2 separate regions of the Mus musculus genome follow, and region 2 is linked to region 1. The links are chromatin contacts, found by POLR2A ChIA-PET in ENCODE. All regions are on one chromosome and are shown on one strand. The core of a region is the stretch at or near the end of the contact, and the rest is flanking DNA. Distances in the headings are between cores, read along the strand shown. Region 1 holds the start of Rad9a (RAD9 checkpoint clamp component A). Region 2 holds the start of Ankrd13d (ankyrin repeat domain 13 family, member D).

Region 1 (6,850 bases), core at 1,544-4,043:
CACTGGGTCCATTCTACCACGTAGGTTCTGAGGATTTAAAACCTGACAACTCAACTGGGCAGGCTTAAAGCAACGGCCTTAACTGCTGAGCTATCGTACTGACTTCTATATTTGAAACCGTATGTGAGAAAGAGAAGCAGTTAGGGCTGGGAATTTAGCTCAGAGATACAGAGTACCTAGCAAATACAGGGTCCTGGATTCTATTGCCAGTATTTATGGGGGAAAAAAAGGAATAGCCCCTCCAAAAAGGAACTCTTACCACTATTAACAGACCCTGCCTGGGGAAGCTAACTTTGGGAACTGAAGGGACTTTTATTCTGAGAAATGAATGGGACCTTGGGCTACTTGGATGCAAACAGTGTCCCGCACAGGCAGGGGAGAGTCCACTGCATCCTGGGCTTATCTTGAGTGACCTTAGTCTCTGCTGGAAGCACATTCCCCTTGCCACGCTGTGTCTTGATACTGACTGGTGGGCTGTGCAGCAGCCCTCCTAGACTCCAGCCTCCTTGCCCAGGTTCTTTTGGCCCAAAGTCTAGAGCCCTGGCAATTAGGAAGAAGCCACCAGAAGGGGGAATACTACCAGAAGAATGAGAGGTCAGAGTGCTTTGAACTCTATAACACAGGGTCCAGGACAGGCCTTCAGGGTTTTCCAGGTCATACAAGAGAGCTGCAGGCAGGTCATAGGCTCTCTAGAAAAGCAGTTGGAGCAGGCCTCTGGGATACAGATGGCAGGACCCCACAGTCAGTGGAAATGACAGAGAGGCAGCAGCTCCTGCTTTTGAAGAGCAAGGTAAGGGTCCAAATATGTACTGAGTTGTGTGGCCTCGACATAGAAACCCTGAGTCCCCGTCCCTCCTGCCCCCAAAGACAAAGGTGCTTTTGTGTTTTGTGTGAACTGTGAACATGCACGGGCAGAAGCCGGAAGATGTGCTCAGTGATGCTGCGTCTCAGGGCTGTCCATCTGGGGGTTTGGTTTTGTGCCCCCCCCCCAACACACACACTTTTTTTTTTTAAAGACAGGGTTTCTCTCTGTAGCCCTGCCTGTCCTGGAACTTGCTCTGTTGACCAGGCTGGCCTCACAGAGATCTGCCTGCCTCTGCCTCCTAAGTGCTGGGACTAAAGGCATCCACCACCACCACCACCCAATTAATACACATTTTTATATAAGTGGGACTCAAAACCAGGCCTTCAGGCTTGCACGTCAACCATTTTACTGAGTTATCTCGCCAGCACATGCACCCTTTTTTTGAGAAAGAGTCTCACTGCTTAGGCTACCTAGAAACTCAATGGCCTTCCCAGTGAAGTTTCCTAGAAACTTCTGATCCTCCCACCTCAATCTAAGAACTGCTACGATGACAGGCATAGGCTAGCCAGGCCTGCTGAAAATGGAGCATTCCTAGAATGACATTAAAGCCCTAAAGGTAGGAGAGACTCAGGCGAAGTTTGAAGCAGGGGTGCTTACCGTGCTGGGGTGCGCAATAAGTGAGGGCATGAGGCTGGGTCGAAGACAGCCTGCAGGGACTCACAGTCCTGGAAGGAGAGGTTGTGTGTCTTCTTGACCCCTGGATAAGGGAAATGGTCTCAGGGCTTGGCAACCTCCACTGCCACTGCCTCCACACCCACAGAGGAACTCTTTGGGCAGGCCGCTTGCTCACCATACTTGCAGTGGAGCTGGACCACCAGGTGGCTGTGGCTGCCACTGAGGGAGATACAGCACTTCTCCACAGACTTCTCCACAATTGCCAGAGAGCGGAAGACGGACAGGAAGGCCTGGGCAGGGTAGGACATCAGTCTGGCACACTGCTTCCACGGCCCAGCTCTACATCCCATGTAGGCCCTGGCCCCATCACTGGCCCCACAAAGCTGTGGTGTCTGCACACTCCCATGCTGCCTTGCCCATGCTGGTCTCTTTGCTGGGAAGGGCCACTAACCTTTTCTTGACCAATGTCACCACCCTCTCCACAGATCTTAGATAGCCCTCTACGGTCTAAACATCTTTACCTCACTGCATGTTGCATGGAATAGCTCCCATATGAGACTAACTCCCTAGTCAAACTCATCATTTACTGAGTACCTGGCACAGAGGCACAGCTGTGGAGCTGCTTCAGGTGGCCCTTACCTTCATCAGGATCTTACAGCGCAGCAGGTCCTGACCAGGGGAAGCCGCCTGGTACTGCTGGAAGAAGAGTGGGGCAAAAAGGAAGCAGGCATAGGCAGAACGGGACGAGTTCACAGTCCGTAGGGAGAGCTGAGACACAAAAAGCAGGCAAAATTGCTTTTCCCTTAAGTTACTTTAGCCCCACCTTGCCTGCCACTAGGCGTTCTAGGAAGAGCAAGTACCCTCTGTATAGACATGCAGCCTCAGAAGACTGGGCCCAAGCCGATGTCCGAACAACCCAAGAGATAATAAACTGCGCCGGAATATCTGTCCACCATCCCTGTAAGGCCGAATGAACACCAAGCCTAGGCTCCCCATTCACCATTGAATCCGCCCCCATCCCTGCGTCCCAGTCCCTTACCCCGTCCTTCAAGGGTTCCAGATAGAGCTCGTCCCCGATTCGGGATAGCGAATGGACAGCCTTGCCCAGCACTGCGGGGAGGAGAACAGAAAGTGGTTAGGGGGACTCCTGGGGCTTGCTCACGTGGTCTGCTGCAAGGTAGGTCCAAACTTACCCTTCACGTTGCCCCCGGTGATCAGGCACTTCATAGTACATAAGCACAAAAATCGAGCTTGTTTTGCACACGAACCGGGACGGGATAGGACATATAATGAGTCCCAGCAGCTACTACGACTGCCTAAAGTTCCCTTCCCGCGCACCGTCCCCTCCCCGCTGCCGGCCTGGCCTCCGCTTCCTTATTGGTTCACCCGGGGTTTCTCCGTCACGTGAGAAAAACGTTCCTAAGCTCGGTGTCACGTGATCTAGTCGGTTCATTGGGTGTGGCCCGGGTCACGTGACTGCGGAGGGCTTGCTCCTGTGTCCTTCCTCAGGTCTGATTCTCCCACCCGAACCCGAGCCCTGCACACCCTGCAGAGCTCTGCAGCTCCACTGGGCTGCACTGGGCATAGGTGAAGGGCATACTAGATGGAGGAGCAAGGTGTCTGCACCAAGGATCGAGCTCTGGACCAGAGCCCTAACGTGGGAAGTGTAGACCCTCCCGGGTCGCTAACTTTAGTGTGTGGGGTTACAGGGTCAAATCAAGATAGTCCGCGCTCAATCTGGGCTGGGGATTCTGTTGTGGCAGCAACCACCAGCTCCCCTCAAAAAACGTAACTCGCTTCAAGAGCGATGAGAAGGGGCTGTTCATTTTGCTTTCAGGATCCTTCACTGACCTTCGTAAATACATGGAAAGATGAGAAGGTTCTGGGACAGAAAAGGGTGGAAGGATGGACTTGTCAGAAGGAGGGGCAGAAGCAGAAGCACAATGGGGGTAGGCGAATATGGGTGAATGGGGTGTCCCGAGCCTTGTGCGGTAAGGGGTGGGGAGGCAGAGCTGAAGGGATGAACTGGGAAGCCCTGGGAAGGCTTAAGTACTACGCGGGGTTTGGTTTATGTACATTTTACCAATTACCCAGACAGTGTGGAAGGATGAAGATTTTCAGCTGGGACGCATTCACCTTGCTCTGGGAGGTAGTTCAAATGCCTAGAGCAACCCTTGCCCATCCCCCTGCGGGCCTGTGGGTAGTGGGGAGGGTGTGTTTGTTACCTAGCCCCTCTTTGTTTTTCTAGGCTCCTCTCCCTCTCCAAGTGCTTCTTTCCTAGAGCCTCCGGGGAGGAGGCGGCTTTCCCTTTCCACATCCAAGGCAAGCTGCATACAACGCAGAGGTGTCCAGTTCTCTGTTAGACTGGGAGTTAGGGGATTACCAGCATCCTCTCCTCCTCACTTGCTCACGTCTTCGGTGGATTCTGGCTGCTTCATTTCCCAAACAGATGGCAAAGTGGCCCTCCTTCTGTCTCCACTGTCCTCCTTTCACTGTCCAGACACAGTCCTCAGTGACCCGCCCCCCCCCCCCCCCCCGGTGGGCTTAACTCTCCTGGCAAAGTCCAGTCTCTTGATCAGGAACTTTGAGGATCCAGGTCCCACAGAGGTCTTCACTGTCTCCTACCCCACATGATCACCTATCTCCATAGCCCTGCCAGGCTCTTAGCGGCCACTCTGGCTGCTTCCAAGGCTGTAGCCTGCTTCTCCCATGCTGACTTCTCTTCCTGGGCTCAACAGCAAAGGTTCCCTCAGCAGAGAAAACCCTAGGCTTTGAGCCATGGTGTGTCCCAGTTTCCTCTGTGTTTAATATTTGTGCTTCCTGCTGTTGTGGCTGCTGCATGTGGGCAGGAACTGCTTCTGTTTTGTTTATTGCTCTGTGTACTTCCCACCCAGCCTAGGATCAATAAATAGGTGTTGAGCCAGGTATGGTGGCTCATGCCTATAATCCTACCACTAGCGACTCGAGAACTTGAGAGGCCAGCCTGGGCTATATAGCAAGACCCTGTCTCAAAAAAATAGAAAAAGGAGGGCCTAGAGAGATGGCTCAGTGGTTAAGAGCACTGGCTGCTCTTCCGGAGGACCTGAGTTCAATTCTTAGCAACCACATGGTGATCTGATGCCCTCTTCTGGCATGCAGTACAGATAGAGCACCCATATAAATAAAAGAAATACATCTTTTTAGAAAGAAAGAAAGAAAGAAAGAAAGAAAGAAAGAAAGAAAGAAAGAAAGAAAGAAAGAAAGAAAGGAAGGAAGGAAGGAAAGGAAAAAGTTAAGTATGTGGCACAGTTTAACCAGGCTGCTCCACCCTCCACCTCTGCCCACAGCACCCCCTCTCCTGATAACTCTACTCTCCCATGCTTAGCCCATGTTCGCACAGGTTTGTAATCTCAGGTTCTTGGAGGGCTGGGGTGGAAAGATTGAAAATTCAAGGCCTATTGAGATGACAGAGAACGTTCAAGGCGAGCCAGGCGGGTGGGGGGGGGGGCATAAGCTGCTTCTGTGCGGCCTGAGGACAGGAGCTCCGCAGCCAGCAGCGGGCCCAACAGGAAGAACCCCGAAAGCTGCCCGCTGACGCCCACAAGCACTCCACGGAAGGGCTGCCAATCTCACACACACTAATAATAGATGTAAGAAAAAATAAAGGGCTGGAGTGTAAATCTGAGTAGAACACATATCTAACATTCAAAAGCCCTGGGTTAAACCAGGCCTGGTGGGGCACTAATTTAATCCCAGGAGAGGCAGAGGGGTCTACAGAGTGAGGGAGTTCCTGGGCAGCCAGAGCTACACAGAGAAACCCTGTCTCAAAAACAAGCAAGCAAGCAAGCAAATCCCCAGTGCTTCCTGTTTCTTCTTCTTAAGATATCCTCCCACCCTACCCAGGACTGGGTGAGATCTTAAAACATCCTCCACTTCCTCCCCTGTCCCCTGCCTGAGCAGCCAGGCTGTCTCAACAGGAGACAGAAGGCGAGGCTCCCTGGAAGACAGAAGGCTCCCTGGAAGCAAAGGAGACGGCTGCTGATTGACCTGTTCTGTCCCTGACATACTGGGTGTTAAGGTGCTATTCTAGTGTATATGAGGTCGTATATACTAGGAGAAGGAGAAAGGATACTTTAGAGTGATCACCCTCCTGTTTTCTCACTCAATGCCAGAAACCTGTAGTACACTGGACTGCGGAAGGTAAGGAACAGGATGCTCGCCCAGACTCCCTCCAACCTGACACTTAAGATCCTGAAGGGTTTCCCTGGGGTGTAATCCTTGCAGACAAACTCTTCTAGGGTCTGTTCCCTGCCCCATTCCTGGGTTGTGAGTCTAGTATGGAGCTTTCCAATCCACCATTCTGTCTTGCAGTTAGCACATCCAGTCATGCAAGTTTACCCACAAGCACAGTAAGAGGGGGAGGGAGCTGGGACCCACGGGAGACGTTATTATGTTGAGTGGGAGATGGATCACCCAAAGAGGGCTTGGGTCCATCCTGAAAGTAGAGCAAAATGTGAGTCCAGCTCTGTGCACAGATGGCCTGGAGCAGGCCAAGGCCCCTCTGCACCTCCATTTTTCCCTCAAATGCAGTTGCAAGAGATGATGGGATGACCTCAGGATTCAACCCCCAAACTTACGGTGTTCACCTCACCCCATGTTGGAGGCAGCTTCCTACAAAGGTTCATTTGCTTTGTGTAAATGTAAGTGTATCTGGGACGGTGATGAAGGGTGGCTGCCACTGCAAACCCTCAGAGGCATCCTCTTGCCGGGACCCAATTCCTTCTAGAACCACTTCCCCCTAGCTGTTTAGGGCTGAATCACATCACAGGGAGCCCAAAGCTGGGACTTGGTGCTCAGCCATCCACTGCATCAACACATACAGCACACATTGGGTGCAATTTTCCAAGTTTGGAACAGAGACAAGATAAAGCTCCCTGATCTCCGAGTATGGTGTGTAGGTGCTACAGGGAGGACAAAAGGATACTGGGAGAGGAGAGGGGAGGGGAATGCTGGGAGAAGAGAGCCTCCTCTAGAACAGCATGTCCAGGTAGGGCATTTGCCTGAAGACCTGAGGAAGGGAGCTACAAAGTGAGAGCCACGGCTCTGGGGCTGGGTTGGGAGGGTCACACAGGGCAGCTGACAAAGAACAAGGCACTACAAGTCATTGTGAAGCTGCACCTTGGGGAAAGGCAGGAATCTATGGCTCTGGGAATATGCTGTCACGTGGGAGTTTTGACAAACTGGCGTAAATAGCAGAAGTGCAGAAGAGTTTGGAGAGTTGGGGTTCACCTGGGTTTGTCTTGGTATAGGCTGTAGATACGGCATTTGTGTGCTTACTCTGGGGTAACCAAGTAGACATGGCAGCTCTGAGATGTTGGGGCACTAGGAAGG
Region 2 (6,850 bases), core at 1,727-4,226, 82 kb after region 1:
CCTGGTCTACAGAGTGAGTTCCAGGACAGCCAGGGCTACACAGAGAAACCCTGTCTCGAAAAAAAAAATGTTGGGATGGCACATATGTTAATAGGAGCCATAGAACCCCTGCTCCTCAACCTAATCAGCCTCTAGTGATGCAGGGTCAGCCTCCCATGGGTGTCAGGGACCCTGTGGGCAGTGCTTTTATCAATGGTGGTTTACACTGAGCACGATGACACATACTTATAAAGGTACTCAGGATTTGAAGCAGGAGGGTCTCTGGTTCAAGACCAGCCTGGGCTACACAGTGAGACTGTCCGTAACTTTAAAAAAAAAAAAAAGTGTCTTCTTATCTCTCCTCCTTCCCCACCCATAGTACCAGGCCCCAACTGACCTCTCAAAGGCTACATTGCGAGTGTCCAGGTGGGTGGAGACAATAGGAGAGGTGAGCCGACTGGCCACGTGCTCCTCACTAGGCCGCATGGCAGCCAGCAGCGCTTCTGGTTCATGCAGAGCTGGAGCTAGGGTCTCTGTGTGCACCACCTGCCGGTCATGATCCACTTCCATCACCAAGGCTCCCGCCTCTGTCAGCCGCAGGGGTGTCACAGGAGGAGGCCATATTAGTGCCAGGTCCTACCAGTGAGCTCTCCTCAGCCAACTGTTGCTAAGTAGATAAACCCCCAGGCCCTGGATCCCCTCCACCCTCAGCTTCGGTCTCCACGTTCAGAGAGCACAGAGAGAGAAGGACACATGCTTAAAAGCCACCAGGGAATCTGAGGTGACAGACAGCTCACCCTGACCCCTGAAGATGAAGCTCCTTCGGCCACGCTGCCAGGTCATGTGCTCAAAGCCCAAGAGACTAGTGTCCACCCGCAGACTCTCACCCCGCTTCCACACACGGTACACATCGCTCGGGCACATCTTGGACACAAGAGGTACTGAAAGAAGTCTCAGAGTCATTGGGAATCTCCCCCCAAATGGCCCACTCCAAGTCTCTGCGGTCAACTGAGCCCCACTCACCCCAGCTAGTGAACTCCCATTTCATTTCCACGTAGAAATCAGGGGCCTAAGAAAAACCAGAGCTGCCTGTTAGGAGCCATGGCCTGGTGCCACAGCCAAGTAGGCCTTGGGCCTCACAACTACTCTTTGGGAGCCCACAAATTCTGATGCACTGCTGTGGCCCAGCTATACTCCCACTCCAAACAAACCATGCCAAGGAGAGAGCCCAAGTAGGCCCTAAAATGATCTACACATATAAAAGTTATAAGCATTGGGGGCCTAGAGCTAGTTTTGACATGGGCCATAGCCCACTGTGGGGCCCTACGAGGTCCTCTGTCTTTTCTGTGTCTGAGTCCTTTATCTGTAAAGAGAACACAATGATCCTTCCAGACCTTCCCACATGTGAGGAGCACAACTGTGCCTCTGTCCTTTGTGTGCTTCGGATGCACAGGACTAGGCACTCCAGGGTCCAGGCCATCTCTACCCAGTCACCTTTCTGGAAATTTACATTCTCTAGGTGACCCAAGGCCTACCATTCTATCCAAGAGATTCCTGGTATCAGGGACCCTTAGTGCTGGTGAATGTCTTCCTTGCAAAAGACCCAGTCTCATCTGCATGGGCCTGGGATCCCATATTTCTTACATGACCCTTGGCAGAGGTTGAGACACAGATGGTGGGAAAGCGTCTCGCACAACCTAGATACTCCTCCAAGGCCAGGCTTATCACAGGAAGACGGAGCGCCTGTTATACCCCACTTCTTTACTCTATGGTAATACCTGACGGAGTTTGTTGAGCAGTTCTGGAATGCCAGCCAACCTCTGTGTGGCCCTCTGGAAGTCCCGATACTGGAGTACCAACTGTACCATCTCAGGGTCTCCAGTGCTGACTGCCTCCTGCAGGACTGGAGATGAGCAACTGCTGGGGTAGCCCTCTTAGCGCCCCCAGGCACGGTTACTTACTCCCCCTGCCCCCCATTCACCAACCTGGAAGCTAGTCTCAAGGGAGGACCCTCTGCCCTGCACAGTACCTGCCCAGCCCTGGTGGCTCTCTTTGCCCACGTTGGCATTATGTCGGAGGAGGACTCTCACAGACTCCAAGTTCCCCAAGGTCACAGCAAGCTCCAGGGGGGTTCGCCCTTGGGGGTCCTCCTGCTCAATGTCGTGCTAAGGGAGATGGGTCACTCAATACAAGGCAAGAGAGGGCCAAAGCAAGGAGGTCACTGGATTGAAAAGGGCTGGAGTTACTATGGGTAACCAGGTCAGTGAGAAGATAAGAGTGTGGCCTATGTGGACTGGAAAGTGTCGGGGTAAAGGGGACAGTAAGGGCCAGTGGGAAGGAACTGCTCATTTCTTCTGCCCTCTGCTATCCAGAGTTGAGGGCCTGGTGGTGGAGTCTAGCAAGACAGATTCAGGCTAGGGATGCTGAGAGTTTAGACCAGCTTGAGGGCTAGAACACGGTTCTTGTCCTCATTCTAGCTCAGAGGTGATGAGGGTGAATCCTGAGCTTAACGCAATACGAAGGGGGCAGATAGCAGAGCAAGGCCCAACCAAGGGAGATGCGCTAAACAAATGCTCAAGCTCGAGGGCAGGTGACCAGGGATTTGGAAAGAGCTGGACCTAAGGAGTCAGGATGCAGCTGCGGAGCACAGCAGGGGCGGTGAGCTGCGGAGTAGATTCCGTACTTTGGCACCGGGGCTTGGGGAGGAAACCAACCGAATCGGATCCCCTTCAGGGCCTCACCTTGCGGCTGTGCAGTGCGGCCTCCAGTTCGCGGTGCCGGTTCGCCCAGACTAGCCGGTGCAGCGGGAAGGTGGGGCCCAGGCCGGCCATGCTGGGCTTCAGCACCGCATCCCGAGCGAAAGGCCCAGCCCTTCTTGGCCTGCGCCTGGCACGTCCCCTGCTCCTCCGCTCTGAGCCGCACCTCAGCCGCACCCGCTGCAGCCCCGCGGACCCCTGCTAGAAGCCGCCGCAGCAAGAGCGAAGGCGGCAGGGAGGGCGGGGCGGGGATCTGGGGGCGGGGCTACATGGAGTTAGGGCGTGGCGTCGGGCTTCGCACACCCTCGCCTCCCGTAGCTACGGCAACCACTGCAGGCCTGCGCGCTGGGGGCGGGCGGAGTGTGTGTGGGGTGCTGTCCAGTCTCCAGGGCAACCACATGCGCCCCAGGAACAGCCGGAACTTCATTTTGAAGCGCCATGGTCGGTGGGGTTGTTCCGGAGGGCGGGGCATAGCTGCAGCTCCACCCGTGCCCGCAGGGGGCGCCCCAGGCCCTGGGCAAATCTCTTAGTGGTCAGAAAGGTGAGGGAGGAGGGAACGGAAGGGGAGTGGGGTAGGCTCGGTGGCACTGGGATTGGGCCAGGGTCTGTTGTTCTTGCAGCCCCCCCCGCCCCCACCCCCCCCCACCCCCGCTGACAATGTGTCCTTCTGTCTAGCCCACTCCTGAGTTCCATCAGCACCGACTTGTCTTTTATAGGCGGGTGGGATGGGAAATCTTGACCTCATCCCTGCCAGCACAGGCGCTTAGCTTCTGGAGATGGGCACCCCGCAGCAACCCCTAATGCTGACCAGTCAAAGCTTTCTTTCCCGAGGATCTGTCTGGCCTTGATGCCTGGAAGACAGCAAGGAATCAGGAACAGGAATATTGTTGGGGTTGGGGGACATAAGCTCAGCTTCCTGGCTGGGTGATCGGCCAGGGTGCACGCTACCACCACAGGAGTCCATTTTGCAGAGGCTGCATTTTACTGCCAACAGGGAAGGAAGGAGAATTTCGAAACAAGGCTGGCACTTCCACTCACACAGGATCTAGGGTTCAAGCAGCCAGCCAGCTTAGTTGGGACCCTTGGTTATCTTCAGTCCTACCATGGGTTCTCTGATCCTGGTCTTGCTGGGTGGCGAGGGGGTAAACCAGACTTTCCAAAACTGACTCTGGTCTGTTTCTCTATTTTTAAATCTTACATTCATTTTTGTGTGGGGGTGCTCATGAGTGTGGAGGTGAAAAACCAACTTTTGAGAGTTGGTTCTCTCCCATCCTTTAACTCAGGTTGTCAGGTTTGGCAGCAAACACCTTCATCGGATGGCTCCACCTCCCTATCTGTTAAACTTAGTGTGATGGAGAAAGGCCATCTAACTGAGGTTCCCTTCCTGCCCAAGGATGTCCTCATCTCTTCAGCCTGATTGCCACCTTTCTCCCTGCGATCGGGTGGTTTATAGCAGTCCGGGATCTAGGCTACCCACCGTGTGTGCTGTGGTCAGGTCATCTACGATGTCTGGACTTTGGGAGGAACTCAAGGCCCTGAGCTTCTAAAGGTCCAGAGCTCTGCAGTTAGGTCCTGCTGGTCTCTGCTTCTGTCAGAGACTTCCTCCTCAGCATCGTCACCCTGGCCCTGGACGGCCTAGGACTTGCTGCAGTCTTGAGCATCTCTCCGCCAGTCTTTACTGCTCTGACATCGACCCTTCTTTCCACATGGACCTCCCTCTCCTAGCTGACAGCTTGTCCACTCCCATCTGATATCACTTCCAGGACACCTCTGGTCTTAGGTATTCCATGCTGCCATATTAGGGTGTCAGAAGCCAAGTCCAAACGCCTTTCTCTCTTCCTTCCAGGCCAGCTGTGCTCTGAGCTATCATCACCTCTTTTTTGTTGTTTTGTCTTTTGAGACAGGGTCTCACTAACTAGCCCAGACTGTCCAGGAACTCTCTCTCTGAGGACCAGACTAGACCCAAACTCACAAAAGTGCTGGGATTAAATGTGTGCTCTGCCATGTTCAGCTCCACCTTACCTCTTGACCAACAACATGGCCTCCCTCACACGCTCCCTCAGTGTGGCCTGGCTTACTACACTGTTCCATTTTTTCCTCTCTGGCGTCTTTCACCTCTTCCTTCACAATCACCAATTACAAGAACATCTTTCCTGGACAGAAGCAATGGTCCTATCTCCCCACTTCTTGCAGTGACCAGCTATTTGTTTTAGAGCCAGTTCTAATGACTGCAGCCTGCCCTAAAACTTGAGACCTAGCTAGACATGGTAGCAAACCCCTGTAATTCCAGCACTTGGGAAGTGGGGGCAGAAGGGCGAGGAGTTCAAGGCCATCCTTAGCTACACAGTGAGTCTGAGGCTAACATCTGCTAACCACCCAGAGCCAAGCAAGTTCAGCCCCCGGTCTGTTCAACGCTCCAGGATGCAGTCACTGAGTGATCTGGGACTGTGCTAAGTTAAGGCTGGCCTTTCAGGGCCCCAAGGCCTGGTTCCTTCCATTGCAGTTTGCTGTCTTAAGTGCTTGACCATTCCTGATCTTAGAAGCATCTCTACGAATGACTACACTAATGCTGGAGGTACAGCTCAAATGCCATTTCATCCAAGACCTCACAGCATCTGCCCCAGAATTCTCTCCTCCTCTGTGCACTGAACAGGAAGGGCAGTGGTGCTCACAGGCTGTCTCTGGCCAGGCCTGGAGCAGGGGCACAGGAAGAGGAAGGTCATTCCTGGGAGCACAGGCTTGATGCTGATGCTCAAGCCAGAGGCCAGGAGAGCTTACACAGTGAGGCCAGTGCCAGCCAGACACAGCCAAAGGCTCAAGAGATGCAGTGTGGAAGAGAAAACAGATGTGTGCCGAGAGGAGTGGGGATTAACACAGTGCTTGACGTGCAGGGGCAACTTGCTGAAACCAGTATACCCCCAGCCATTCCAACCATGACAGCTGACGAGAACTACTACGGCTACTCCTGCTTATGTGGGAGGCGAGCGGAATAATTACTCCACCAGGGAGGGGAGGACGGGTTACTAAGCTCCTCCCCTTTCAGGCCCCAGACTGAAGTGACTGAAAAATAGTCACCAGGCACAAAGAGTCTGAGACAGCGAGGAGTCAGGCACCATTTTTTATAAAAACGCATAGTCTCATTTTCCACTCTTTAAAATCACATTCAAAAATCGGCAAAGAAACGCCCTAGGAGTGAGTAGACAAGAGGGGAGGGTGTGCCCACCCAGCCCCCAAGGGGAGAGGGCGCGACACCACACACAGCTGCGCGACTGGCACAAGGGGTCATGCGGTGGGCAAGGTGGCACCTGTGGGCAGTGGCCACTGACATGACATGGGCTAAGGGGCTGGACAGTGTGGGTGGGGGCACACTGACCAGCCAGGACAGGGAGGGCTGGCCCCAGCTGGGTTCTTATGCTGTGCCACCCACCTGCCCAGGCTGTCCCACTGTGGTCCTGGGCAGGTGAGCCTCACCCAGCCCAGGGTTAGGGATCTAGGTTCAGGCTAGGCCAGTGTGGCCCAATCCACAATTGTCTTTTCTATGCTCCTGAGTCCAGGCACGCAACAGGAAGAAGAGGGGACTTGCAGGGAGGCCAGCAGCAGCCACTGCCAATGGCAGCCTCCTGATGAGGCAGTGGTAACACACAGGCTTTTCCTGAACAAGGACCCAGGAGCTGTCACTGTGGGAGACCTCCTAGTCTGAGGAGACAAGGGCCTTCTCTCACCAGTGGCAAGAGGGCAGGACAGCAGGGGTCTGTCCCTCTGTGGCATGGGAGCTGTGATAGGAAAGTTCAAGTAGTACCCTGTGTTGCCCCTTTCTAGGGCAGGGGTGCTGGGCCACAGACTGAGCACAGCCCACAGAGCCTGAAGTGACACACCCACTGAGTGTGGCTTCACCCCATGGAGGGGCAAGAGGGCTGCTGAGGGTTGCTCTTCTTCCCTGTAGGAAGATACTGGGAGCAAGGACCCTAGGGGGTGGGAGTGGGGACAGGGGAGGGGTGCTAGACAGTGGCTGGGTTGGTGGCAGCAGGAGCTGAGGCAAGCGGGCCCCTCCCTGGGGGCTGGGCCAGGCTGGGGCCACAGGAGATCACAATAATTACAAAATAAAACATTTTCCG

The links. ChIA-PET counts read pairs that join two places held with the same protein, here RNA polymerase II (POLR2A).
Region 2: POLR2A ChIA-PET joins it to region 1 with 14 read pairs in embryonic stem cell. The contact joins the promoter of Ankrd13d here to the promoter of Rad9a in region 1. POLR2A ChIA-PET finds 5 or more read pairs at or near these places in 3 of 5 experiments (Patski and embryonic stem cell).

What each region holds. Positions count from the first base shown.
Region 1 is chr19:4,198,810-4,205,659 of GRCm38, forward strand. Rad9a (RAD9 checkpoint clamp component A) reads right to left here and starts at 2,794. Exons shown (of 11, transcript NM_011237.2): 1 at 2,674-2,794; 2 at 2,520-2,590; 3 at 2,120-2,248; 4 at 1,656-1,770; 5 at 1,463-1,562. The coding sequence starts at 2,707. Gm30082 (a long non-coding RNA gene) reads left to right here and starts at 2,899. Exons shown (of 4, transcript XR_388289.3): 1 at 2,899-2,989; 2 at 3,318-3,429; 3 at 3,575-3,629; 4 at 3,729-4,431. LOC102631992 (a long non-coding RNA gene) reads right to left here. Exons shown (of 4, transcript XR_003952884.1): 4 at 6,440-6,850.
Region 2 is chr19:4,280,161-4,287,010 of GRCm38, forward strand. Ankrd13d (ankyrin repeat domain 13 family, member D) reads right to left here and starts at 2,977. Exons shown (of 15, transcript NM_026720.2): 1 at 2,721-2,977; 2 at 2,009-2,144; 3 at 1,758-1,882; 4 at 1,003-1,048; 5 at 777-920; 6 at 377-566. The coding sequence starts at 2,810. It overlaps Grk2 (G protein-coupled receptor kinase 2), which reads right to left. Exons shown (of 21, transcript NM_001290818.1): 21 at 5,839-6,850.